Linked DNA regions of Homo sapiens: regions 2, 3, 4 and 5 are each linked to region 1. A link is an interaction called in ENCODE POLR2A ChIA-PET data of the cell type or tissue named here. Cell type or tissue: GM12878. All regions are shown on one strand.

Evidence for each region. Peaks named below come from ENCODE experiments on the same cell type or tissue, not always from the same donor. Only the 100,000 strongest peaks of a DNase experiment are listed, where the experiment ranks them.
Region 2: POLR2A ChIA-PET joins it to region 1 with 5 read pairs; 11 of 35 experiments call an interaction of 5 or more read pairs at or near these places.
Region 3: POLR2A ChIA-PET joins it to region 1 with 6 read pairs; 1 of 35 experiments calls an interaction of 5 or more read pairs at or near these places.
Region 4: POLR2A ChIA-PET joins it to region 1 with 5 read pairs; 6 of 35 experiments call an interaction of 5 or more read pairs at or near these places.
Region 5: POLR2A ChIA-PET joins it to region 1 with 8 read pairs; 5 of 35 experiments call an interaction of 5 or more read pairs at or near these places.

The regions. Positions count from the first base shown.
Region 1 is chr12:110,617,658-110,622,657 of GRCh38, forward strand. It overlaps TCTN1 (tectonic family member 1), which reads left to right. Exons shown (of 15, transcript NM_001082538.3): 2 at 2,179-2,299. Among named protein-coding and RNA genes, the nearest start is that of TCTN1, 6.0 kb to the left of the region's middle. RefSeq lists an enhancer at 1,876-2,095. In GM12878, a CTCF peak has its summit at 2,121; a DNase peak (open chromatin) is centred at 2,004; H3K4me3 peaks cover 1,059 bases; H3K27ac peaks cover 1,737 bases.
Region 2 is chr12:110,540,718-110,545,717 of GRCh38, forward strand. All of the region lies in intron 3 of PPTC7 (protein phosphatase targeting COQ7), which reads right to left. Among named protein-coding and RNA genes, the nearest start is that of PPTC7, 40 kb to the right of the region's middle. RefSeq lists enhancers at 1-236, 237-737, 3,219-3,318. In GM12878, no CTCF peak of the experiment used is centred here; DNase peaks (open chromatin) are centred at 2,074, 2,484 and 3,034; H3K27ac peaks cover 2,279 bases.
Region 3 is chr12:110,002,456-110,007,455 of GRCh38, forward strand. All of the region lies in intron 1 of ANKRD13A (ankyrin repeat domain 13A), which reads left to right. Among named protein-coding and RNA genes, the nearest start is that of ANKRD13A, 5.5 kb to the left of the region's middle. RefSeq lists an enhancer at 3,055-3,194. In GM12878, no CTCF peak of the experiment used is centred here; a DNase peak (open chromatin) is centred at 2,342; H3K4me3 peaks cover 3,931 bases; H3K27ac peaks cover 3,938 bases.
Region 4 is chr12:110,528,033-110,533,032 of GRCh38, forward strand. It overlaps RAD9B (RAD9 checkpoint clamp component B), which reads left to right. Exons shown (of 11, transcript NM_001286535.2): 11 at 2,493-5,000. The coding sequence ends at 2,621. Among named protein-coding and RNA genes, the nearest start is that of RAD9B, 28 kb to the left of the region's middle. RefSeq lists an enhancer at 2,289-2,538. In GM12878, no CTCF peak of the experiment used is centred here; DNase peaks (open chromatin) are centred at 2,714 and 3,959; H3K4me3 peaks cover 640 bases; H3K27ac peaks cover 2,751 bases.
Region 5 is chr12:110,773,947-110,778,946 of GRCh38, forward strand. No RefSeq gene overlaps it. Among named protein-coding and RNA genes, the nearest start is that of PPP1CC, 34 kb to the left of the region's middle. RefSeq lists an enhancer at 2,512-2,851. In GM12878, no CTCF peak of the experiment used is centred here; a DNase peak (open chromatin) is centred at 2,725; H3K4me3 peaks cover 870 bases; H3K27ac peaks cover 1,664 bases.

The DNA of each region.
Region 1 (5,000 bases):
TGAGATGGAATCTTGCCCTGTCACCCAGGCTGGAGTGCAGTGGCACGATATCGGCTCACTGCAAACTCTGCCTCCTGGGTTCAGGCTATTCTTCTGCCTCAGCCTCCTGAGTAGCTGGGACTACGGGTGTGTGCCACCATGCCCGACTAATTTTTGTATTTTCAGTAGAGACGGGGTTTTACCATGTCGGCCAGGCTGGTCTGGACCTCCTGACCTCGTGATCCACCTGCCTCAGCCTCCCAAAGTGCTGGGATTACAGGCTTGAGCCACTGCATCCGGCCGCTGTGGGGTACATTTTTCTAAAGCTCCTTTTTATCGTGAAATAATTCATACGTACAAATAAGAATGTTGGGTGGACACTAGCAGCATTTGCTTCAGATTCCTTTTTTGTTAATTTTGTTTTTTGGCTTGAGATCTTTTTTTTTTTTTTTTTGAGATGGAGTCTCACTCTGTCATCCAGGCTGGAGTGCAGTGGTGTGATCTCAGTTTACTGCAACCTCTGCCTTCTGGGTTGAAACGATTCTCCTGCCTCAGCCTCCCTGAGTAGCTGGGATTACAGGCGCCCACCACCATACCTGGCTAATTTTTGAATTTTTTTTTTGAGATGGAGTCTCGCTCTGTCGCCCAGGCTGGAATGCAGTGACGCGATCTCGGCTCACTGCAAACCCCGCCTCCTGGGTTCACGCCATTCTCCCGCCTCAGCCTCCCCAGTAGCTGGGACTACAGGTGCCCGCCACCACACCCAGCTAGTTTTTATATTGTTAGTAGAGACGGGGTTTCACCGTGTTAGCCAGGATGGTCTCAATCTCCTGACCTTGTGATCCGCCTGCCTTGGCCTCCCAAAGTGCTGGGATTACAGGCATGAACCACCGCGCCCAGCCTAATTTTTGTATTTTTAATAGAGACAGGGTTTAACCATGTTGGCCAGGGCAGTCTCAAACTCCTGACCTCAAGTGATCTGCCCGCCTCCCAAAGTGCAGGAATTACAGATGTGAGCCACCGTGCCTGGTTTGAAATCTTCTTTTGAAAAAGAAAACGTTACAGATAAGATTGAAGGTTGATCTTACTTCTTCCCTTCCAGCAATAATTGCAACTATAAATTCATTCTCTATTTTTTAAAAGGGTTTTCTTGTCCTTATTTGACAGAATAAGATAGAGAATTAAAAATCCAGATAATCATCTTTGTTGCAAAGCGGCAAAGAAAAATCATCCTTATTAATGATTAAAAGTTGACCAGGAGTGGTGGCTCACACCTGTAATCCCAGCACTTTGGGTGGCTAAGGCTGGCAGATCACTTGAGGTCAGGAGTTTGAGACCAGCCTGGCCAACATGGTGAAACCCCGTCCCTAATAAAAATACAAAAAAAAAAAAAAAGTTGGGCGTGGTAGTGCATGCCTTTAATCCCAGCTACTCAGGAGGCTGAGGCAGGAGAATAGCTTGAACCCAGGAGGTGGAGGTTGCAGTGAGCCAAGATTGCACCATTGCACTCCAGCCTGGGCAACAAGAGCCGAAACTCCTTTAAAAAATAAATAAATAAATAAAATAATTAAAAGTTGTGAGGTGGGGGAGATTCCTACCCCGCCCTCATACCTTATTGTCTAAATCACCAAAGACATTCTGAGCACCTGAGCCGGTATGATTCTTGGCCAAGGGTCTGTGAATATGAGTTCAGCTTTAAAGCAGCAGGTTATACGTGAAGAGGGGGCAAGATTGAAAAGTCTCTTTCCTGAAGGTTTAAGTGGGCCCTTCCTCTGAATCGTAATCTCTAGAGGAGGGGCTTAAGGACTTTGGAGTTTTAAACTGGTGGTTCTTATGGTCAGGCAAATGGTTTAGGGGTGCTTGTTCTTAAACTTGTCTAATTATAAGCATCACCTGGAAAGTTTCTGAAAACTGCAAATGCCTGGGTTTCATATTCAGCTTACGAAATCAGCATCTCTGTAGGCAAAGCACTAACAGAACTTTCCAAGCGAGTCAGATCATTAGCCACTTTGGGGAAACCTCTGATTGTGGGATGCTCAAACTGACTCATTTCCACTTCACAAATTTCCCCCAAAGTGCAATAGGAAAAATAAAATGGATCTTTTTTATGAAATTGACTTATGGTACACTGTGGTGGCAGGGGGCAGTCACCACCTGCTGATGGTGATGTTCTGGATCCTACCCCTCTTTTTTCTGCAGTTGCTGTTCTCTGTGTCTGTGACTTATCCCCAGCACAGTGTGACATCAACTGCTGCTGTGATCCCGACTGCAGCTCCGTGGATTTCAGTGTCTTTTCTGCCTGCTCAGTTCCAGTTGTCACGTAAGTTTACGTATGACACATGCAATTTTGAAAAAATTTGACCAGGATAATACAATTTGGAGAAAGGGAAAACTTTCCCAGGCTTAAAAACCCAAACCTGATTTCCAGTGTTTTACGTCGTTCTGAAGCCATACCGTCCAAACAAATATGTAAAAAAGTAGCTATCCCTGGCAGGGCGCAGTGGCTCACGCCTGTAATCCCAGCACTTTGGGAGGCTGAGGTGGGTGGATCACGAGGTCAGGAGATTGGGACCATTCTGGCTAACACGGTGAAACCCCGTCTCTACTAAAAATCCAAAAAAATTAGCCGGGCATGTTGGCGGGCACCTGTGGTCCCAGCTACTCGGGAGGCTGAGGCAGGAGAATGGCGTGAACCCGGGAGGCAGAGCTTGCAGTGAGTGGAGATTGCGCTACTGCACTCTAGCCTGGGTGACAGAGCGAGACTCAGTCTCAAAAAAAAAAAAAGTAGCTATCCCTTATTTGCATTCAGCCAGGTGACTGTGCAGGCAAAAGAGAAGAGAGAATATACATTAAAATAATGTAATGAAACCTCTGTGTTTGAAGATTGAATTACATTTCAATTTGAGTTGTAGACAGTGGTCACATTTTTTGTATCAGTGAATTAGTATAGCCTAGGGTGAAAAGTGCATTTTAATTTCACAGCTTTTGTTGTGGACATAGTATTTGTAACAAAAAATTAGATAAGAAATCTGTACTTTTCTGATATGTAAATCTACCAGGAATTCTCACAGTTCGCATTGTATAGAACAATGAAAAATGACATTTCCAGCTGATTATAAGGTAAATAAATAATCTGTTCTGAATGATCTCTTATAATTGAGGTTTCAAGGCTTCTTTTTTTTTTTTTTTTTTATGAGATGGAGTCTCGCTCTGTTGCCCAGGCTGGAGTGCAGTGGTGTGATAGTGGCTCACTGCAACCACCGCCTCCTGGCTTCAAGCAATTCTCCTGTCTCAGCCTCCTGAGTAGCTGGGACTACAGGTGCACGCCACGATGCCTGGCGTATTTTTAGTAGAGGTGGGGTTTCACCATATTGGTCAGGCTGCTCTCGAACTCCTGACCTCAGGTGATCCGCCCTCCTTGGCCTCCCAAAGTGCCGGGATTTCAGGTGTAAGCCAACGCGCCCAGCTTCAAGGCTTTTTGAAAAACTAGGAGCACTTAGAAGAGGCTCATTAATTCAGGATGGGACCAACTTAGTATTCAGAGATAGCTAATTTAAATTTAGCCTTATAGCAAGTTTTAGCAATTGATACTTGATAGGTGAACCCTTTTAAGAAGTACAATGGGTTTTTCCTGTGAGAAACTATTTTATTGACCAATGGGATTTTGAGCCTATTTCTAGTATTGTAAAAATGCTCAGAGAACAGGGCAATGTAGTCAGATTAATTTTCTGGCTACCTGGCCTGTAGCATGTTTCAGTATTTGTTGAAAGTCATTCTGTTTTCCTCCCTTTAGTAAATACAGGAGCCTGAAAGTGACATTTTTGCTCCAACTTGGGGCTATTTTTTTTTTTTTTGAGACAGAGTCTTGCTCTGTTGCCCAGGCTGGAGTGCAGTGCCTCCATCTCGGCTCACTGCAACCTCTGCCTGCTGGCTTCAAGCAATTTTCCTGCCTCAGCCTCCCAACGAGCTGGGACTACAGGCGTGTGCCACCATGCCCAGCTAATTTTTTGTATTTTTAGTAGAGACAGGGTTTCACCGTGTTAGCCAGGCTGGTCTTGAACTTCTGACCTCGTGATCCGCCCACCTCGGCCTCCCAAAGTGCTGGGATTACAGGCGTGAGCCACTGCGCCTAACCTGGAAGATCTCTTTTCTCCTTAACCATTAGTACCTAGTAGAGCTCCTGCCACATAGTGGGCCCTCGTTAAGAATGAGTTGAATTGGCTGGGCATGGTGTCTCACGCCTGTAATCCCAGCACTTTGGGAGGCTGAGGCATGTAGATCACTTGAGGTCAGGAGTTTGAGACCAGCCTGGCCAAGATAGTGAAACCCCGTGTCTACTAAAAATACAAAAATCAGCTGGGCGTGGTGGTGGGTGCCTGTAATCCCAGCTACTCAGGGGGCTGAGGTGGGAGAATCGCTTGAACCTGGGAGGCAGAGGTTGCAGGAGCCAAGATCGCACCATTGCACTCTAGCCCGGGCAACAAGAGCGAAACTCCATAAAAAAAAATAATAATAATAATAATGAGTTGAATGGATGAATGAATTTCTCCCTTCCACCTCTAACTGATTTCCTAGTGTCCCTTGTTGACTTCCTCTACCATTAGTCTTTTAGGCCGACACCAGGCCAAAAACCTGGAGGCTCCCCTGACCCTTGCCTCTTCCTTTCCTTTTCCTGTCTCAGCAGTCTTTCCTTTCTCCCAACCTTTCTTGAGTACCTCCTGAATGCCAGCACCAGGGACATAAAGATGAGTTAGGCACTCTCCTGCCTTCAAAGAGCTTACCGTCGAGTAAGGGAGACAGAGGAGTGGATGGCAGTTTCTACATCAAGCACGATGAGAAGGCAGAGGAATGGCATCTAACTCAGCCCCACTAAGGAATGCTCCCCAGAAAACAGGAGCTGAGCTGGGTCCTGAAGGACACGTGGAAGATGGTCAGCATGGACTGAGGGGAAGGGCATTCCAGGCAGAGGGAACTGCGTGGACAGAGATGGGGGGATGTGGGATGGCCTGCTTAACTGCAGG
Region 2 (5,000 bases), 77 kb before region 1:
GGTCCTGGAGTGCCATAGTGAGGGTGGGATGATGAATACCTGTGGAGAACAACATGCCAATCTTTTTTTTTTTTTTGAGACAGAGTCTCGCTCTGTCGCCCAGGCTGGAGTTCAGTGGCGCGATCTCGGCTCACTGCGAGCTCCGCTTCCTGGGTTCACGCCATTCTCCTGGCGCAGCCTCCCGAGTAGCTGGGACTACAGGTGCCCGCAACCATGCCCGGCTAATTTTTTGTATTTTTAGTAGAGACAGGGTTTCACCATGTTGGCCAGGATGGTCTTGATCTCCTGACCTCGTGATCTGCCCGCCTTGGCCTCTCAAAGTGCTGGGATAACAGGCGTGAGCCACTGCGCCCAGCCGCCAATCTTATAAGAATTCATTCACTGCTGGGTGTGGTGGCTCACGCCTGTAATCCCAGCACTTTGGGAGGCCAAGGTGGGTGGATCACCTGAGGTCAGGAGTGCAAGACCAGCCTGACCAACACGGTGAAACCCCGTCTCTACTAAAAATTAAAAAATTAGCCAGGCGTGGTGGCACACGCTTGTGATCCCAGCTATTCAGGAGGCTGAGGCAGGAGAATTGCTTGAACCCGGGAGATGGAGGTTGCAGTGAGCCAGTGAGCCAAGATCGTGCCACTGCCCTCCAGCCTGGCAACAGAGTGAGACTCCATCTCAAAGAAAAAGAAAAAGGAAAAAAATAATTCATTCACTTGCCAGTCGCAGTGGCTCACGCTTGTAATCCCTGCACTTTGGGAGGCCAAGGCGGGCGGATCACCTGAGGTCAGGAGTTTGAGACCAGCCTGGTTAAAACCCGTTTCTACCAAAAATACAAAAAATTAGCTGGGCGTGGTGGCACACGCCTGTAATCCCAGCTACTAGGGAGGCTGAGGCAGGAGAATCACTTGAACCTGGGAGGCAGAGGTTGCAGTGAGCTGAGATTGCACCATTGCACTCCAGCTAGGGCAACGAGAGCTAAACTCCGTCTCAAAAAAAAAAAAAAAAAAAAAGAATACATTCACCGGAAATAGCTACAGTATTTTGGCATAGTAAGGACTCTGTGTCTCCCAAGGGTCCCAAAGTGGTCATCATACGTAGGTATTTATTAGTGTGCCTCATGTAACACGTCTTCAAGAAATATCTTGATATCTTGACCAGGCGTGGTGGCTCACCCCTGTAATCCCAGCACTTTGGGAAGCCGAGGCAAGCAGATTATTTGAGGTCAGGAGTTCAAGACCAGCCTGGCCATCATGGTGAAACCCCATCTCTGCTAAAAATACAAACGTTAGCCAAGCATGGTGGCGTGCGCCTATAATCCCAGCTACTTGGGAGGCCGACACAGGAGAATCACTTGCTTCAACCCCAAAGCTGAAGGTTGCAGTGAGCTGAGATGGCGCCACTGCACTCTAGCCTGGGCAACAGAGCAAGACTCCATCTCAAGAAAAAAAAAAAATAGAAGAAATATCTGTTGCATAACTGAATGAAGCAGCAAAATATTTGACTCTCCAAATTGGGGGAAAAAACTCTTCAATATACTGTTGAAGAAAGCAAGGTGAAGACGGTGTGTCGTATGTGCAACCATTTCCGTAAAAAAAAAAAGGCAGAAAGACACACAGACATGGATGCTTCTATATGCAGGGAATAGATCTGGAGAGAATCAAAGAAACTGCTCATAGCGGGCTGTGGGTGGTGGCTCACACCTGTAATCCCAGCACTTTGGGAGGCCAAGGTGGGCAGATCACTTGAGGTCAGGAGTTCAAGACCAGCCTGCCCAACATGGTGAAACCCTGTCTCTACTAAAAAATACAAAAAGTTAGATCATGGTGGTGCACACCTGTAATTCCAGCTACTCGGGAGGCTGAAGCAGGAGAATTGCTAGAGCCAGGGAGGCAGCAGTAGCAGTGAGCCGAGATTGCGCCACTGCACTCCAGCAGCCTGGGCAGCAGAGCGAGACTCTGTCTCAAAAAAAAAAAAAAAAAAAAAAAAAAGAAAAAGAAACTAAAGAAACTGCTCATAAAGAAACCTTTGAGGACAGAATATGTGGCTAAGGGCAGGAACAGGAGGCAGATGTCTCACTAAACTTTTTTGTGTACAACTCTTGAAAAAAAAAACAGATGGAAGATCTTTTTCTCTGACAATGCCTGATGAAAACAGACATAAAAATGGGGGAAAACCCCGGGTGGGGAGAAAAGATCCTATATTCAGAGATCATGGCCTCCTGAGGCTGGTTCTTGGCGACTTCTTAAGGCCAGTTTCCCTCCTTCCAGGCCTCCCTGGGGAGGGAAAGGTGAGATCTGATAATCCGCCTTAATCTGTAATTAAGGAACAAGAGCCAGGAAAGCAAATCAGATACCGACCCGGAAGGGAGGCACCAGATCCAAAGCACCCTAAGCTCCACGGAAAAACCCCAACACTTGTGTAAGCAACATGTGACAACATTTGTGAAGAGAAAGCATAAAAACTAACAAACAAAAGCACACATGCCTATGAGGATTCACACTAAATGCACTCAGAAAATTTCTGGTTCATCTTCACTTGACTGAGGAAAAAGGTGGCACATGTAAAGTTCTGCCATGTGCTGCTGCAGGGAACCGACTTTCACTTACATATTTAGATAATCAACATTTTGTAAAAATGTCTACTAAAGGAAAACCTGTAAGTTAAGGTTAAAATAATATTCTGTAGATAAGAGGGACCATTAACTAAGGAGATACATGCAGCATGAAAAAAAAAAAAGGGAAAAAGACTGTAAAACTGGGGGAAATCAGGTCAATTCTTTCTGTGGAATAAAGAGAAAACAATGCAAGACGCTCTCATCTGCTCAGCCTTTGAAAGCTAATCAGATTCTAGAAGTGTAGATTAATGACCAGGTTGGCACTGAAGCTCTGTTTTATGCTGAGGTTTTTCTTTCCCCAGAAGTGTCCTTTGCTATTCTGTCTGTGAGAGTCTTGCTCCCATTGGACAGTTCGTCCTCTCCTAACACTCCCACCCATGAGCTTGGTGTTCTGCCAGCTGCAGTTTTGCCCATTTTGATTGAACATACTGTGCTGCTGGAAACTTTTGACCGCACTGAAACATGAGCTGAAATCACATGCTAGCGAGCTGTCTCTGGGCTCTAGGGGAAGCCACCTCCACCTCGCTGGCATGCCGGCAGAGTACTGCCCCAACCTGTCTGTCCCACAGACAGTGTGTGAGATATGGCAGGGCTGCTTTGGTGCTTGGAAGCCCAACAAGAAGAATCAAATGAAGAAAAAATTGAAGCACCAGTCTCCAAAAACTGTGATCTGAGCTTGGGCTCTACGGAGGCCTTGGGGTTCAGAGTTCTCCCCACTCCAGTGTGGCTAACAATAATGTAGATTACAGCCAACTTTAGAAGGGCCTAGAATCAAATACTCTTCCAATTATGGTCACCCGCCTACTTTTACTTTTTACTTTTGGATTTAGACTGGTGACCATAATTGGAAGAATATTTAGACTTTTACCGGTAAAAGTTACTTTTACTGCTAAATTTTTAGATGGGCAATGCTGAACATTTAATTACATAACATGCTCGTTCCAGTTTAAAAGATGGCAATAATAATTCATTTTATCTTAGTTTGGACCTAAGAGATGGTTTAATGAGAGCTATTAAGTAGAGACAAGTACTTGCTAGAATGCTTCTATTTTTACAAAAGGTTCATTGTCCATTAATCAACATTTATGAATTGCCAGTGATGTTTGTGCCAGGTCCTATAAAGCTATAAGATTGTTAAAGACACTGAAATCTGAGGCTTTGCCTTACTCTGGACACTCATCTAAGAAAAGATAAACTGTAAAAGTCAACTCAAAAAAAGCACCATTTTGGCTGGGCGCAGTGGCTCATGCCTGTAATCCCAGCACTTTGGGAGGCCGAGGCGGGTGGATCACGAGGTCAGGAGTTTGAGACAAGCCTGGCCAACATGGTGAAACCCTGTCTCTACTAAAAATACAAAAATTAGCCAGGCATGGTGGCGGGCACCTGTAATCCCAGCTACTTGGGAGGCTGAGGCAGGAGAATCGCTTGAACCAGGAGGCGGAGGTTGCAGTGAGCTGAGATCATGCCATTGCACTCCAGCCTGGGCAACAAGAGCAGGACTCTGTCTCAGAGAAGGGGCGGGGAAAAAAAGCAGCATCTTGGAACGTTCTTGACAATTTAAAAGTGAACTGAGAAAAGATGTGAGAAAGAAAAAGAGAACACCTCAATAACATTATCAAAGAACATATCCAAGACCACTTTTTTTAAAAGACAGGGTGTCACTATGTCACCCAGGCTGGACTCCAGCGATTTTCCAGCCTCAGCCTCTCAAGTACCTGGGACTATGGTCCTACACCACTGTGCCCACCTCAAGACCATTTTGGTTTTATTGTTTTGGTTTTTTTTGAGACAGAGTCTTGCTCTGTCACCCAGGCTAGAGTGCAGTGGCGCAATCTCGGCTCACTGCAATCTCTGCCTCCTGGGTTCAAGCGATTCTCCTGCCTCAGCCTCCTGAGTAGCTGGGACTACAGGCGCCCGCCATCACGCCCAGCTAATTTTTGCATTTTTAGTAGAGATGGGGTTTCACCATGTTGGCCAAGCTGGTCTTGAACTCCTGGCCTCAAGTGATCCACCCGCCTCAGCCTCCCAAAGTCCTGGGATTACAGGCGTGAGTCACCGTGCCCAGTCACTTAAGACCATTTTGACTCCATTTCCTGCAAGTTCTATTTGATGCATGTAGTAAGAGGTCTAGAGAATCAGGAAGTTACTCCAATAAATAACGCAGATGTCTGTTTGTGCTCTTCCCTAACAATGTATGCAAAATCTTGTACAAGCAATGGCATGCATGAACAATGACTCATTTCTCCAGCACAATTTAATAAAGTACTGTATGTACCATGTGGTGTTGATATGAAAAATTGATATTCTGTAAGCCTGAAATAGTATTTTCATGGTCTTGTCAAATTATTGGGTATTTATCAGAATTCCACTTAGCTAGATTATCTAGTTCCAG
Region 3 (5,000 bases), 620 kb before region 1:
AAAATACAAAAATAGCTGGATGTGGTGGCACGTGCTTGTAATCCCAGCTACTCAGGAGGTTGAGGCAGGAGAATCGCTTGAATCCAGGAGGCTGAGGTTGCAGTGAGCCAAGATCGTGCCACTGCACTCCAGGCTGGGAGACAGAGCGAGGCTCCGACTCAAAAAACAAAAAAAACCCAAAAAATTCTTATCACCCCAGCAATAAAGTGGCTGTTTCCCTTAATGTTTTGTTTGCTGGTGAGTTTCTGCTGTCAGTTTCCTCATTCCGTCTATCACCTGATTGAGACTTGGAGCATGTATACTGATAGCTGTAAGAATTTTTTTCCAGGTTTTTTGTTCCTGTTCCAGGAACAGCAACACAAGAAAGAATCAAGTTTATCCAGATGAAGAGGATAAGCACGTGTTTCTGTGTGTGTGAGCCAGCCCCAATCCCACTGTCTCACTAATAGCAGGCAGTTGTGTAACTATGCCAACTACCAGATTGTTTCAGGCCTTCATTTGATCAGCAGAGGCATTTAATAAAGTGCCTCTTAACCCATCAGCTCATTAATATTCAGTGGGGCCTTGAAGTTGGTTGCTGAAGTTGAAACTGTTTGTGTTCTGCTTATGTCGTTGGCCGCTTAGCTAAAGAAGTCTGTTAAACTTCTTTGGCCTTCTTACTGATGGTGAGACATGAACACTTAAGGGGACAGATGCAAAGGTGAGTCAGTGTACCTTAGACAGGGTTGGAAAACCTGGGTTGTGTGAGGTGGAGGGTGGCAAATGAGGCCTGACTCTAGAGCCAGGCTCCCTGTTTAGGAAGCCAGCAGGTGAAAAGTATAGCACCTAGGTAAGAGGAGGACATTCCTGGGGTTCTCACTCCAGCCTGGGGCAGGCCAGGTGAGGCCCCGGGCACAGATTCAAATCGCTGAGCCATGGGCTAGGCATCCAAGATGAAGAGCCTAGAGCCTGCTCTCCTCATGTGCCCCCTTGGTCATCGGGGGTTCAAGCTCACCTTAGGAAACTGGCCTCAAGATTCCTGTTTCCACTGACTCAGCGTGGGGGCCACACAGGACCAGGATGGTCTGAGAGTGAAGAGGAGTGAGGGTGGTTGTCTGTGTTGAGAGAGAGGAGGACTAGCCAGCAGCCTCTTGCTGGAGTCCCCCTAAAGGTGACAGTGAGTTTATGAAGCACTTCCTGCATGCCAGGTACCAAGGCACAGGGGAACTGATAATTCACCTGAGGCTAGTGGGCAAGCTGGAAGGGGTGTCCAGTTGTCTGGTTCTGCAGCCTGGCCTCAGAGCTCGGCAGGAGGATGGCAAGATAGTAAAGAGGGCTTTTGATTGAGGAGGCTGAGGTGGGGTCAGTGCTTGAGGACAGGAGTTCAAGACCAGCCTGGCCAATATAGTAAGACTCCGTCTCCTTAAAAAAAAATTTTTTTTGGCTGGGCACGGTGGCTCACGCCTGTACTCCCAGCTCTTTGGGAGGCCAAGGCAGGTGGATCATGAGGTCAGGAGTTCAAGACTAGCCTGGCCAACATAGTGAAACCCCATCTTTGCTAAAAATATGAAAAATTAGCTGGGCATGGTGGCGGGTGCTTGTAATCCCAGCTACTTGGGAGGCTGAGGTGGGAGAATCGCTTGAACCTGGGAGGCGGAGGTTGCAGTGAGCCAAAATCGCACCATTGCACTCTAGGCCCGGCAACAGTATGAGACTCCATCTCAAAAAAAAAATAAATTTTTTTTAAGGCTTTTGAGCAAGAAAAGTGGATGAGCTGAAATGAGCAAATAGGAAGGAAACTCCTAGTTAAAGGAGGATGGGTATTTTTATTTGGGTATAGCTCATGGCTAAAGAAACTTAAAAGGAAAACCTAAATGATCAGTTTCGAAAGTGAATTCCAGCCGGGCGTGGTGGCTCAGGCCTGTAATCCCAGCACTTTGGGAGGCCGAGGTGGGCGGATCACCTGAGGTCGGGAGTTCGAGACCAACCTGACCAACACAGAGAAACCCCGTCTCTACTAAAAATACAAAATTAGCCAGGCGTGGTGGTGCATGCCTGTAATCCCAGCTACCCGGGAGGCTGAGGCAGGAGAATTGCTTGAACCTGGGAGGCAGAGGTTGCAGTGAGCCAAGATCTCGGTGAGCTAAGATTGCACCATTGCACTCCAGCCTGGGCAACAAGAGGGAGACTCTGTCTCAAAAGAAAAAGTGAATTCCAGCTAAATTCTGAAACTCCTTGTTCTCTGAACTCATATTATTAGTTGAAGATTCTAAGCCCCACTAATAACTGTAATGCAATTTGAGCAAATCCCTTTTAGGGAGAAAGTGACAGCTATATGAAACTACATAGTGTGGGCGTATGATAATAACAGGTAACTCTTCTCAGCACTTACTGTGGTGTCAAGCACCGTGCTAAGTTAAGGACTTTCCCCTTGTAAGAACTGTAAGGTAGGTTTTTTTTATTGTTCAGTTTTACAAGCGAGCAAACTGAAGCTCAGGAGGAATTAAGCAACTTGTCAAACAGTACATGAGAGATTCGTTTTATGTATTATGTATAAACATATACAGATTGATTTTTTCAAAAGATTTTTATTGCGATATAGTTCACTTATATAATCTACATTTAAAGGTTATTCAATGGTTTTTAGTATATCTGCTGAGTTATGCAACTATCACTACTGTCAAATTTCAGAAATTTTTTTCTTTTTCTTTCTTTTTTGTTTTTTTGTTGTTTTTGAGACAGGGTCTCACTCTCTTGCCTAGGCTGGCACCATCACAGCTCACTGCACCCTTGACCTTCTCGGCTTAAGCAATCCTCCCACCTCAGCCTCCCAAATAGCTAGGACTGCAAGCAAGCACTACCACGCTTGGCTAATTTTTAAAGATTTTTTTGTAGAGAAAATGTGTCCCTATGTTGCCCAGACTGGGCTCAAGCAGTCCTCCTGCCTTGGCCTGCCAAAGTGCTAAGATTACAGGTGTTAGCCACTGCACCCACCCTGTAATATTTTCCTCACCCGAAAAAGAAACCCCATACCTGTAGTAGTCACTCCTCATTTCTCCCCAACCCCTCCAGCCCAGGCAACCTGCTAACCTACTTCCTGTCTCTAGATTTGCCTATTCTGGACATTTCATATAAATAGAATCATATGTGGCCTTTTGTTTCTTCTTTTACTTAGCATAATGTTTTGGAGGTTCATCTACGTTGTGGCATGTTTCAGGTGCTTAATTCCTTTTTATCACTGAATATATTCCATTGCATGGATGTACTATGTTTTGTTTGTTAGACGAAAATGTTTCTCCGTTTGTCAGTTGATGGACATTTGGGTTGTCGCCACTTTTTGGCTATTATGAGTAACGCTGCTGTGTGTATTTGTGTATATGTTTTTGTGGGTTTCCTTTTTTTTGAGACAGCTTGCTTTGTTGCCCAGGCTGGAGTGCAGTGGCATGATCTCAGCTCTCTGCAACCTCTGCCTCCTGGGTTTAAGCGATTCTCCTGTCTCAGCCTCCCTAGTAGCTGGGATTACAGGTGTGCACCACCACGCCTGGCTAATTTTTGTATTTTTAGTAGAGATGGGGTTTCACCATGTTGGCCAGGCTGGTCTTGAACTCCTGACCTCAAGTGATCAGCCCACCTTGGCCTCCCAAAGTTCTGGGATTACAGGCATGAGCCACTGCACCCAGCCCCATGTATAAGTTTTTGTATGGGTATATGTTTTCATTTATCTTGGGTATATACCTTGGAGAGGAATTGCTGGGTCATGTAGTTACTCTATGTTTTAACTTTTTGCGGAACTGCCAGCAATTTTTCGAAGTGGCTGCACTATTTTACATTTCCACCAGCAGTGTATGAGATTCCAGTTTCTTCACATCCTTGTCAACACTTGGTATTATCTGTTGTTTTGTTTGTACGCATCCTAGTGGGTGTGAAGTGGCATCTCATTGTGGTTTTGATTCGCATTTCTCTTATGATTAATGATGTTGAGCATCTTTTCATGTGCTTATTGGCAATTTGTGTATCTTCCTTGGAGAAATGTCATCTCAAATCCTTTGCCCATTTAAAAATTGAGTTATTTGACTTGTTGAGTTGTAAAGGTTCTTTGCATATTCTGGATAGTAGGCCCTTATCAGTATGTGATTTGCAAATATTTTCTCCCATTCCATGGGTTGTCTTTTTTTTTTTGAGATGGAGTTTCGCTCTTGTTGCCTAGGCTGGAGTGCAATGGTGTGATCTCGGCTTACCACAACCTCCGCCTCCCAGGTTCAAGCAATTTTCCTGCCTCAGCCTCCCGAGTAGCTGGGATTACAGGCATGCGCCACCATGCCTGGCTAATTTTGTATTTTTAGTAGAGATGGAGTTTCTCCATGTTGATCAGGCTGATCTCGAACTCCCTACCTCAGGTGATCCTCCCGCCTTGGCCTCCCAAAGTGCTGGGATTATAGGGATGAGCCAATGAGCTCAGCCAAAATTTTGTTCTTTTGCATGTAGATATGCAGTTGTTCAAGCGGCACTTGTTGAAAGGACAGTTCTTTCCCAATGAATTATTTTGGCACCCTTGTTGAAAATCAATTGACCATAAATGTGTGGGTTTATTTCTGGACTCTAAATTGTATTCCATTGACCTGTATGTCTGTCCTTATGCCAGTACCACGTTGTCTTGATTGCTGTAGCTTTGTGTAGTACGTTTTAAAATTGGCAAGCGTGAAATGTGAGTCCTCAGACCTCTCTCTTCAAGGTGGCTATTCTAGGTTTCTTGCATTTCCACATGAATTCTAAGATCAGCTTGTCAATGTCAGCAAAAAGCCAGCTGAGATTTTGATAGGAGTTGAATTGAATCTATACCTCAGTTTGGAGAGTTTTGTCATTTTAACAATATTGTCTTTTAAACCATGAGCATAAGGATGTTTTTCAATTTATTTAGGTCTTCTTTAATTTTTTGAGGTTTTTTTTGTTTGTTTGTTTTTTGAGATGGAGTTTTTACTATTGTTGCCCAGGCTGGAGTTCAATGGCACAATCTTGGCTCA
Region 4 (5,000 bases), 90 kb before region 1:
GAGCCAGATCATGCTGGAGAGTCCTGGAAGCTGTGCAAGCGGCCAAAGTACCTGGGTATTTAAAATATTTGAATGGCTTTACCTGGGAGGGCTGACAGACTGAATGTTGACTGGATGACTTTAGCTGAAAGTGTTATATGAAAAACGGGCTTCAGTGAGGCAATAGTCACCCAATTGTAGCATCTGAGAGATGGTGATTACTTAGATGAGAAGTGGAGAGAGGCGGCTGAAATAGTTCATTTAGGAGCCAAAACTAGCAGGACTTGGTGATGGATTGGTTATGGGGGTTAAGGAAAAAGGTATCCAGGGAGGTCTTAGGTTTGGAGAAGTAGATTCAGGGCTTAGTAAGATCATGAATTCAGTTTTGGATATGTTAAGGGAATGCTAATTGCATGTAGCGGGTAAAGACCCGCAGTGCCGCCCACCATCTTCCTCCCTGCAGGACAGCTCTACACCAAAGACTCATAAGGCCTCAAATGGCAGCAGCGCTGAGGTTAAGTAACCCAAGTTCAGAGGCTGCTTAGAAGAGGGCAAGCTGGCTGAGCTGAGATTAGCCAGGAGAGTGCGGCATGAGAAAGATGTCAGAGTGAATAACAAGTGGGGAGGACTGAAAATGGGTCCTGACTTTAAGGATGTGGTAAATTCTGTTGACCATAAGTTTCTGTGATATGGGGGTCAGTGAGGGAGAAGCTTTTTTTGTTGTTTTTGTTTGTTTGAGACAGTCTTGCTCTGTTGCCCAGGCTGGAGTGCAGGGGCACAATCTTGGCTCACTACAACCTCCACCTCCCGGGTTCAAGTGATTTTTGTGCCTCAGACTCCCAAGTAGCTGGGATTACAGGCATGCATCACCACACCCAGCTAATTTTTTGTATTTTAGTAGAGACAGGGTTTCACCATCTTGCTCAGGCTGGTCTCGAACTCCTGAGCTCAGGTGATCCACCCGCCTTGGCCTCCCAAAGTGCTGGGATTACAGGCGTGAGCTACCGTGCCGGGCCTGGAGAAGCTTTTTTTAAGTAAAGAGTAGGAGAATGAGAAGATGGAGACAGTGGGTGTAGACAGCTCTACAATTAGAGATAAAGCAGTAACTGAAGGGGGAAATGGGATGAGGTTAGGCTATTTGTTTGTTTGTTTAGAGATGGAGTTTCGCTCTTGTTGCCCAGGCTGGCAGTGGCTCAATCTCAGCTCACTGCAACCTCTGCCTCCCAGGTTCAAGTGATTCTCCTGCCCCAGCCTCCCTAGTAGCTGGGATTACAGGTGCCCGCCACCATGCCCAGCTAATTTTTTGTATTTTTAGTAGAGACGGGGTTTCACTATGTTGGCCAGGCTGGTCTCGATCTCCTGACCTCAGGTGATCCACCTGCCTCAGCCTCCTAAAGTGCTGGGATTACAGGCGTGGGCCACCGTGCCTGGCTATTTCTGTATTTTAAAGATAAGAAGACTGAGCACAGTGGCTCATGCCTGTAATTCTAGCACTTTGGGAGGTGAAGGCAGGAGGATTGCTTGAAGCCAGGAGTTTGAGACCAGCCTGGGCCACGTAGCAAGACCTGGTCTTTACGGAAAAAAAAAAAAAGGCTGCGCATGGTTGTGCATACCTGTAGTTACAGCTACTCCAGAGGCTGAGGTGGGAGGATTGCCCAGGAGTTTGAGGCTGCGGTGAGACGTGATCACACAGCTGCACTGCAACCTGGGCAATAGGGCAAAACCTGATAACAAATAAAAAGGTGAAGATGAGAGGCATTTGAGCATTTGAAAATGCTAACATTCCCAGGGTGCTGGGATGCAGAGATAGGGAGGAAAGGACTGGCTTTAACTTGGAAGAGTGGCTTCTGCCGTAGCAGGAGGGGAAGGGAAGAAGATGGATTAATTAATCCAGTGGCTTACGGAGGCTTCGTTGACCTCTGCCTCTCAGTTCTGGTGGAAGCTTTGATGGCTCAGGAGGGGAGTCAGCAGCAGACCATTGATCCCAAACTGAAGATTGTCATGTGCCTTTGAAGGCAGGGAAAGGTTTGTTTTTTTTGTTTAATTTTTTGAGATGGAGTCTTGCTCTGTCCCCAGGCTGTAGTGCAGTGGCACGATCTCGGCTCACTGCAAGCTCCGCCTCCCGGGTTCACGCCATTCTCCTGCCTCAGCCTCCCGAGTAGCTAGGACTACAGGTGTCCGCCACCACACCCAGCTAATTTTTTTTTGTATTTTTAGTAGAGACGGGGTTTCACCATGTTAGTCAGGATGGTCTCGATCTCCTGACCTCGTGATCCGCCCACCTTGGCCTCTCAAAGTACTGAGATTACAGGCGTGAGCCACCATGCGCGGCCAAGGTTTGGTTTTAGGACGTGTTGGACCAATAATGAAGGTTCTGGGTGTTCTGTGAACCATCACCAGCAAAGACAGGGATATAATACTGGTCAGGTTTCTGAGGAGGGCTGTCACCTGGAGCATTTAATGAGCAAACTTTCTCTTTGGAATCAACAATGCAGTTCCTTTTTTCCCTCCAGTTTTCTTGCATGTTCTTTGGAGCAGTTTCTTCTGACCAGCAAGAACACTTCAACCACCCTTTCGACAGTCTGGCAAGAGCAAGTGACAGTGAAGAGGACATGAATAATGGCAGTTTCTCTATATTCTAATGCTTAATGATGGCTGAGCTGGGCCCCAGCCCAGTGACTGGCTCATTTGCCCCTCAAGCACGAGTTTGCATGTTTAGTGTCTAAAAGAGGTTGTCCAGGACTTCCTTTTAATGGAGGATGGGCTTTTAAACCACATCATCTTGTACAACAACCATATCTAGAAATAGCTGTTTGTCAAGTGTATGTAACTTGCTTTAAATCCATTATGCTACTTGTGAGGCAGAAGAGTTTTCTGTGAAGGAAAAAAGCCCATTAGAGTTCTTCAATTCAATGCACGTTCACCCTAGAGCTTTTAACATCTTTGCTAGTTTTATAAAGGTATTTAAACTTTATTCAACAGCCATTTAGAGTGCCATCAAGATGGCTTGAAATGGAATTTTGTGATTTGTAGTCAGGTATCTTTTGTATTTGATTGCAAACATTTGGATTTTAGTTTTCTCATGTAATACCATGGCCTTTTTTGTGCATTGTTTTTTATATTTTAAGACTTTAAGTAGAATAAACCCTGGAAAAAAGATCAAGAGTAAAAATATATAGTCACTTTCACTTGGCTTTTTTAGACGGAGTCTCACTTTGTCACTCAGGCTCAAGTGCAGTGGTGCAATCTCTGCTCACTGCAACATCTGCCTCCCAGGTCCAAGCGATTCTCCTGCCTCAGCCTCCCGTGCAGCTGGGATTGCAGGTGCGTGCCACCATGCCTGGCTAATTTCTGGTATTTTGTAGAGACAGGGTTTCGCCATGTTGGCCAGGGTGGTCTTGAACTCCTGGCCTCAAGTGATCTGCCCACCTCGGCCTCCCAAAGTGCTGGGATTACAGACTTGAGCCACTGCGCCCAACCTGGAGTGTTTTTACATATTGTAAAATTTTATTTCCTAACCTCAAATTGTTCTGATTTTCAGATGTGATTTTTTATTTTGCAGTGTGCTGCAGGAAAGAATTTAATGGAAGTGATGCCAAATATTTCTGTATTATCTGACATAGAACAGTATCCTCCACTGCCAAGACAGCCTGAGTTTGGAGTGGAATAAGGTGGAAGACAAATGTCTCTGTTCTTTGGCCCTTTAAGAGTTAGCTTTTTACCTGCACAAATGGACTAAAAAATCTGGCACAAAACATTGTTATGTAATGTCTTATGATGTGTGCCTCTCCCTCCCCCAAACCTGTTTACAGTCAATTATAACCTGACAAACGAGACTTTTGTAACATATTATTGTTACATCTTTCTGAAACCTTCAAACCGTAAGGAAGTGTTAACTGGCAAGCAGTTGTACTTTAGACTTTGTGAGAAATTCATAAAGGTGGCTGAGTGGATTTGCATGCTTTAGAACTGTGAATAGAGTTCTAACTGAAACCAGAATTAATTTGGCTCTTGTAGCTTAGTAATGAGTCATAGCTACCCACAATAACCTAATAAAAACTCAAGTTCATCCCAAGATGTTCCTTAGTGAATGAAAATGGGCCTTAACCAAGCTTTTTGTGGTAACTGGCAATGCCCACATAATTTCAACTAAGTCCTTTCATCACATGGTAGGGGAAGATATATGTATCTTATGCTTACACTGATGATTAACACTGAATTTCTGGTATTTCTAACAAATGCAGATGCCTACACAGGGAGCTTTTATACACAAAAGTAACTCTGTAGGTCTCTTTGCTGAGGATAACATTTCTGGTTCATTCATTGAAGTAGGCAGAGGGGTTTAGGTCTTAAAGGCATCATCATCAGTAATAGCCTGGATGCAGCATTGGACTATTATTATAGTTAATACTGGCGGGGTGTAGTGGCTCATGCCTGTAATCCCAGCACTTTGGGAGGCCCAGGTGGGCGGATCAGTTGAGCCCAGCAGTTCAAGACTAGCCTGGGCAACATGGTGAGATCCCATCTCTACAAAAATTAGCTGGGCACTTTGGATTTTAGAATTTGGATACAGAGTGCTAAGCTGAAATACAGTCATGTGCTGCATAACAACGTTTTGGTCAACGATGGACTGCACAGACAGTGGTGGTCCCATAAGATAATGGAGCTGCCCTATACAGGTGTACCATTTTTTTGTCTTTCATACCATAGTTTTGCTGAAACATTTCTATGTTTAGATATACAGATGCTTACTGTTGTGTTACAACTGCCTACAGTATTCAGTACAGTAACATGTTATACAGGTTTGTCGCCTAGGAGCAACAGGCTATTCATATAGCCCAGATGTGTAGTAGGCTAGACCATCTAGGCTTGTGTCAGTACACAATGATGAAATTGCTAAGGATGCATCTGTCAGAACATCTCTGTTAAACAACACGACTGACTGTACAGCAGATTTTTTTTGTAGCTTCCCTCTATACTATACGGAAGGTGCAAAGCCTCAGCTGGGAAAAAGTTCTATA
Region 5 (5,000 bases), 160 kb after region 1:
GAGGAAGAGCTTGTAGTGAGCCGAGAATGCCCCACTGCACTCCAGCCTGGGCGACAGAGCAAGACTCTGTCTCAAAAAAAAAAAAAAAAAAAAAAAGAAACTAACACTTACTCTTCAAATGTAAACTCCATATTAATTCAGAGCAGGGGCTGGGCCTTGCAATGGGTAGGGCAGAGAAGCAGGTATCGAATTGTCTGATTGGTTTCTCCTCTGGCCCCCAAACTAACAAAACAACACCCCCACCCCCAAAAGGCTGTGGATGAGGACGGGCACAGTGGCTCATGCCTGTAATCCTAGCACTTTGGGAAGCTGAGGTGGGCAGATCACATGAGGTCAGGAGTTCAAGACCAGCCTGGCCAACATGGTGAAACCCCATCTCTACTAAAAATACAAAAATTAAGCTGGGCACGGTGGCTCACACCTGTAATCCCAGCACTTTGGGAGGACGAGACGAGCGGATCACGAGGTCAGGAGTTCAAGACCAGCCTGGCCAACATGGTGAAAACCCGTCTGTACTAAAAATACAAAATTAGCCAGGCGTGATGGCAGGCACCTGTAATCCCAGCTACTCAGGAGGCTGAGGCAGGAGAATCACTTGAACCTGGGCAGCAGAGGTTGCAGTGAGCCAAGATCGAGCCACTGCACTCTAGCCTGGGCGATAGAGTGAGACTCTGTCTCAAAAAAAAAAAAAAAAAAAAGCCAGGTGTGGTGGTGCACACCTGTAATCCCAGCTACTCAGGAGGCTGAGGCAGGAGAATCACTTGAACCGGGGAGGTGGAGGTTGCGGTGAGCCGAGATCATGCGACTGCACTCCAGCCTGGGTGACAGACCAAGACCCAAAACTCCGTCTCAAAAAGAAAAAAAAAAAAAAAAAAAGGGCTGTGAATGAGATGGGCTTGTATTATCCCATTGGAACCTGGCTTTTCCAGGACTTTCTTCTGACTATACTCATCTCTGAGGCGGGTCCCTGTGAATGGTTTTCTTGTCCTGTCATCCACAGGGTTAATCCCTTGAGGGATGTGTTCAGATTGCTGCTTGGCTGCTTCCTGGCTGTGTGACCTTGGGCAAATGACTTCACTTCTCTGAGCTTCAGTTTCCTCCTCTGCAAAATGGAGGTAAGAATAGTGCTTAGCTCATGCAACTGTTGTGAAGGAATGGAAGAGATAAGCAATGGGAAGTGTTTAGCCTGCAACCTCATCTTAGAGCACCTGATACAATCGAACTATCATTACCATTCTCAGATAATTTTTTAAAATAGTGTCTCCTCAAGCAACTGTTTAGAACAGCGCTATCCATTAGAAATAGAATTCAAGGCCGGGCACGGTGGCTCACGCCTGTAATCCCAGCACTGTGGGAGGCCAAGGCGGATGGATCCCTTGAGGCCGGGAGTTCGAGACCAGCCTGGCTAACATGGTGAAACCCCCTCTCAACTAAAAATACAAAAATTAGCCAGGTGTGATGGTGGGCGCCTGTAGTCCCAGCTACTTGGGAGGTTGAGGCGGGAGAATCGCTTGAATCTGGGAGGCAGAGGTTGCAGGGAGCCAAGATCTCGCCACTGCACTCCAGCCTGGGCAACAGAGTGTGTTTAAAAAAAAAAAAAAAGAATTCAAACCACATATGGACTTTTAATTTTTCCAGTAGCCTCATTAAAAAAGCTGAAGTTAATTTAAATGATATATTTAATTTAACCTGATATATTTTAAAAATGACCATTTTAACACGTAATCAATATAAAGAAAGCATTCTGGTCGGGCACAGTGGCTCATGCCTGTAATCCTGGCACTTTGGGAGGCCGAGTCGGGTGGATCACCTGAGGTCAGGAGTTCAAGACCAGCCTGGCCAACATGGTGAAACCCCGTCTCTACTAAAAATACAAAAATTAGCCGGGCACGGTGGTAGGCACCTGTAATCCCAACTACTTGAGAGGCTGAGGCAGTAGAATAGCTTGAATCTGGGAGGTGGAGGTTATAGTGAGCCAAGATCATGCCATTGTACTCCAGCCTGGGTGACAAGACAGTCCATCTCAAAAAAAAAAAGAGAGAGAGAAAAAAAAGAAAGTATTTCAAGGCTAGGTGCAGTGGCTCATGCCTGTAATCCTAGCACTTTGGGAGGCCAAAGTGAGAGGATTGCTTGAAGCCAGGAATTTGAGACCAGTCTGGGCAACATAGTGAAACCCTGTTTCGAAAGAAAGAAAAGAAAGAAAGAAAGAAAGAAAGGAAGGAAGGAAGTAAAGAAAATTAGCTAGAAGTGATTACACATACACAAGTCCCAGCTACTTGTGAGGCCATTACAGCTTGGGTGACAGAGTGAAACCCTGACTCATAGAAATAAGAAAAAAAAGAAAGAAGGAAGGAAAGAAAATGAATGAAAGAAAGAAAGAAAGAAAAGAAATTAATTTAGCACCATAGGAAAGGTTTTTTTTAAAAAAGCATGAGCTATGTTATCCTCTTTTTTTTTTTTTGTATAAGGCTACAAAATCTGGTATTTTGCACTTATATCCCATCTCAGTTCGGACAAGCCACATTTCAAGGGCCCAAAACCCCATTTGGTGAGTGGCAGCCATATTGGATAGAGACAGCCCACCTTCTCTGGTTTTGTCTCTGCAGATAGCCAAGGAAACCTAATTATGCATCCAACTCTCTGGCCCATTGGCTGAGTCACCTGCCGGGAAGCTTTCAGAATATTTATAGGTAACTGATCTACAGAAAACAGAAAGTGATACCATCTCCAGCCCCCACAACCTTTCTTCAGTCTCAAGTTTGCCGTCTCAGCTACTGTTTTCTAGAGGCCCAGTGGGAAGAGTATGCAAAGTGGCAGTAAAGTACATATGTAAACGTGTAGGCAAAAGGCTGAGAGGATTCTTACCAAACTACTCACAGTGGAAAATAAGAGTAATGTCCAAGCAGAGTTTAGTTTTGTCAGTCATGCCCTAATTTTGTTTTTGTTTTTTAGAATGTATTCATTCACATATTACTTGTGTAAGTGAAAGTCAATTGATATATATATAGAGATAATAGTAAAGAAAAGTAACCATGATTTGCGGTAAATCCCCAAGAAGTTTAATGGAAAGCAGTGAGTGCAGAGATTACAAGGTGGACTCTGGGGCCGGCTGCCTGCCTTTGCATCCTAGCCCTGCTGTCTACTAGCTGTGTGACCTTGGGCAAGGTTCTCTTGCTTTCTGGGCCTCAGTTTCCTCATCTATAAACTAAGGATAATGATGGGACCTATGTTACAAGGTTGTCACAATGATTTGATGAGCAGGTGTAAGGTGTTAAGATGGGATCTGGAACACAGAGTCTCAGCTGTAATAACTAAAATAATTAGTATTATCACTGTTTTTGGTGGAAGAGTAAGTAGCAAGAAACTCTCTTGGTGAAAATACAAGAGCTGCGGTGGCTCACGTCTGTAATCCCAGCACTTTGGGAGGTCGAGGCGGGCAGATCACTTGAGGTCAAGAGTTTGAGACCAGCCTGGCCAACATGATGAAACCCTATCTCTACTAAATATAGAAAAAATTTGCCAGGCGCGGTGGCGCACCCCTCTAGTCGTAGCTACTCAGGAGGCTGAGGCAGGAGAATCGCTTGAACCTGGGAGGCGGAGGTTGCAGTGAGCTGAGATCACGCCACTGCATTCTAGCCTGGGCGACAGAGCGAGACTCCATCTCAAGAAGAAAAAAAAAGGAAATAATATGCTGGAGTGAGAGCTGCAAGACCAGCTGCTAAGCCTGGATCTGCCATTACCTAATTTGTGTAAACTTGGGCCTCAGTTTTGTACTAATTCTAACAACAACATACATTTTCTAGTCCTTACTATCATTTCGGAACTCTACATGTCTCGTTTCATCAGATCTTCACAACACCCCTCTGAGAGAGAGATACTGTTGTTGTTGTTGTTATTATTACTATCTTGAGACGGAGTCTCGTTCTGTCGCCCAGGCTGGAGTGCAATGGCACGATCTCGGCTCACTACAACCTCTGCCTCCCGGCTTCAAGTGATTCTCCTGCCTCAGACTGCCGAGTAGCTGGGATTACAGGTGCCCGCCACCACACCCAGCTAATTTTTGTATTTTTAGTAGAGACGGGGTTTCACCATGTTGGTCATGCTGGTCTCGAACTCCTGACCTCAGGTGATCCCCTGCTTCAGCCTCCCAAAGTGCTAGGATTACAGGTGTGAGCCACCACGCCTGGTCGAGATACTGTTATTATTACCATTCTATAGATAAGGAAACCGAGGCTCAGAGAGCTGACACGGCTTGCCCAAGTCGGCAGCTTCTAAGTCCCAGGAAAGGGATTTGAACTCAGTGTTGTCTAGCCGACATGAGAGGCTGAGGCAATGCTCTCTGCACCATGCAGCCCCATGTGTGAGGTCTTTTCCAGCTTTGCTTTGTCTGTGATGCTGGCAGTTGAGTTGCATGATAAGAGCTAGGAGTTTGGGGTTGGAGTACAGGTTCTTTTGAGCTTTTGGACCCTAGAGTTCTTTCATCTGTATAATGGGGCCAAGAACAATGCAGTGCCCTGAATTTGAGTTTTGTATTTGCTTTTGTTTTTGTTTTTTTGAGACAGGGTCTTGCTGCATCGCCCAGGCTTGAGTGTAGTGGTGTGATCTCGGCTTACTGTAACCTCCACCTCCTGGGTTCAAGCAATTCTCCCACCTCAGCCTCCTGAGTAGTTGGGATTACAGGTGCCCACCACCATGCCAGGATAATTTTTGTATTTTTAGTAGAGAAGGGATTTCATCATGTTGGTCAGGCTGGTCTCGAACTCCTGGTCTCAAGCAATCCACCCACCTTGGCCTCCCAAAGTGCTGGGATTACAGGTGTGAGCCACCATGATTGGCGCTGAATTTGAGGGTTTTCTTTCCAGCTCTCTCCAGGGCTTTCTTTAGACTTTCTTCCTCATTTTGTCTCATCTTTCCAAACACCTCACTCACAAGATCACTTGAAGATCACAGGAAGCCAGTGGAAGGTATCTGAGATGATTAAACAGCACCAGGTTTTTTAG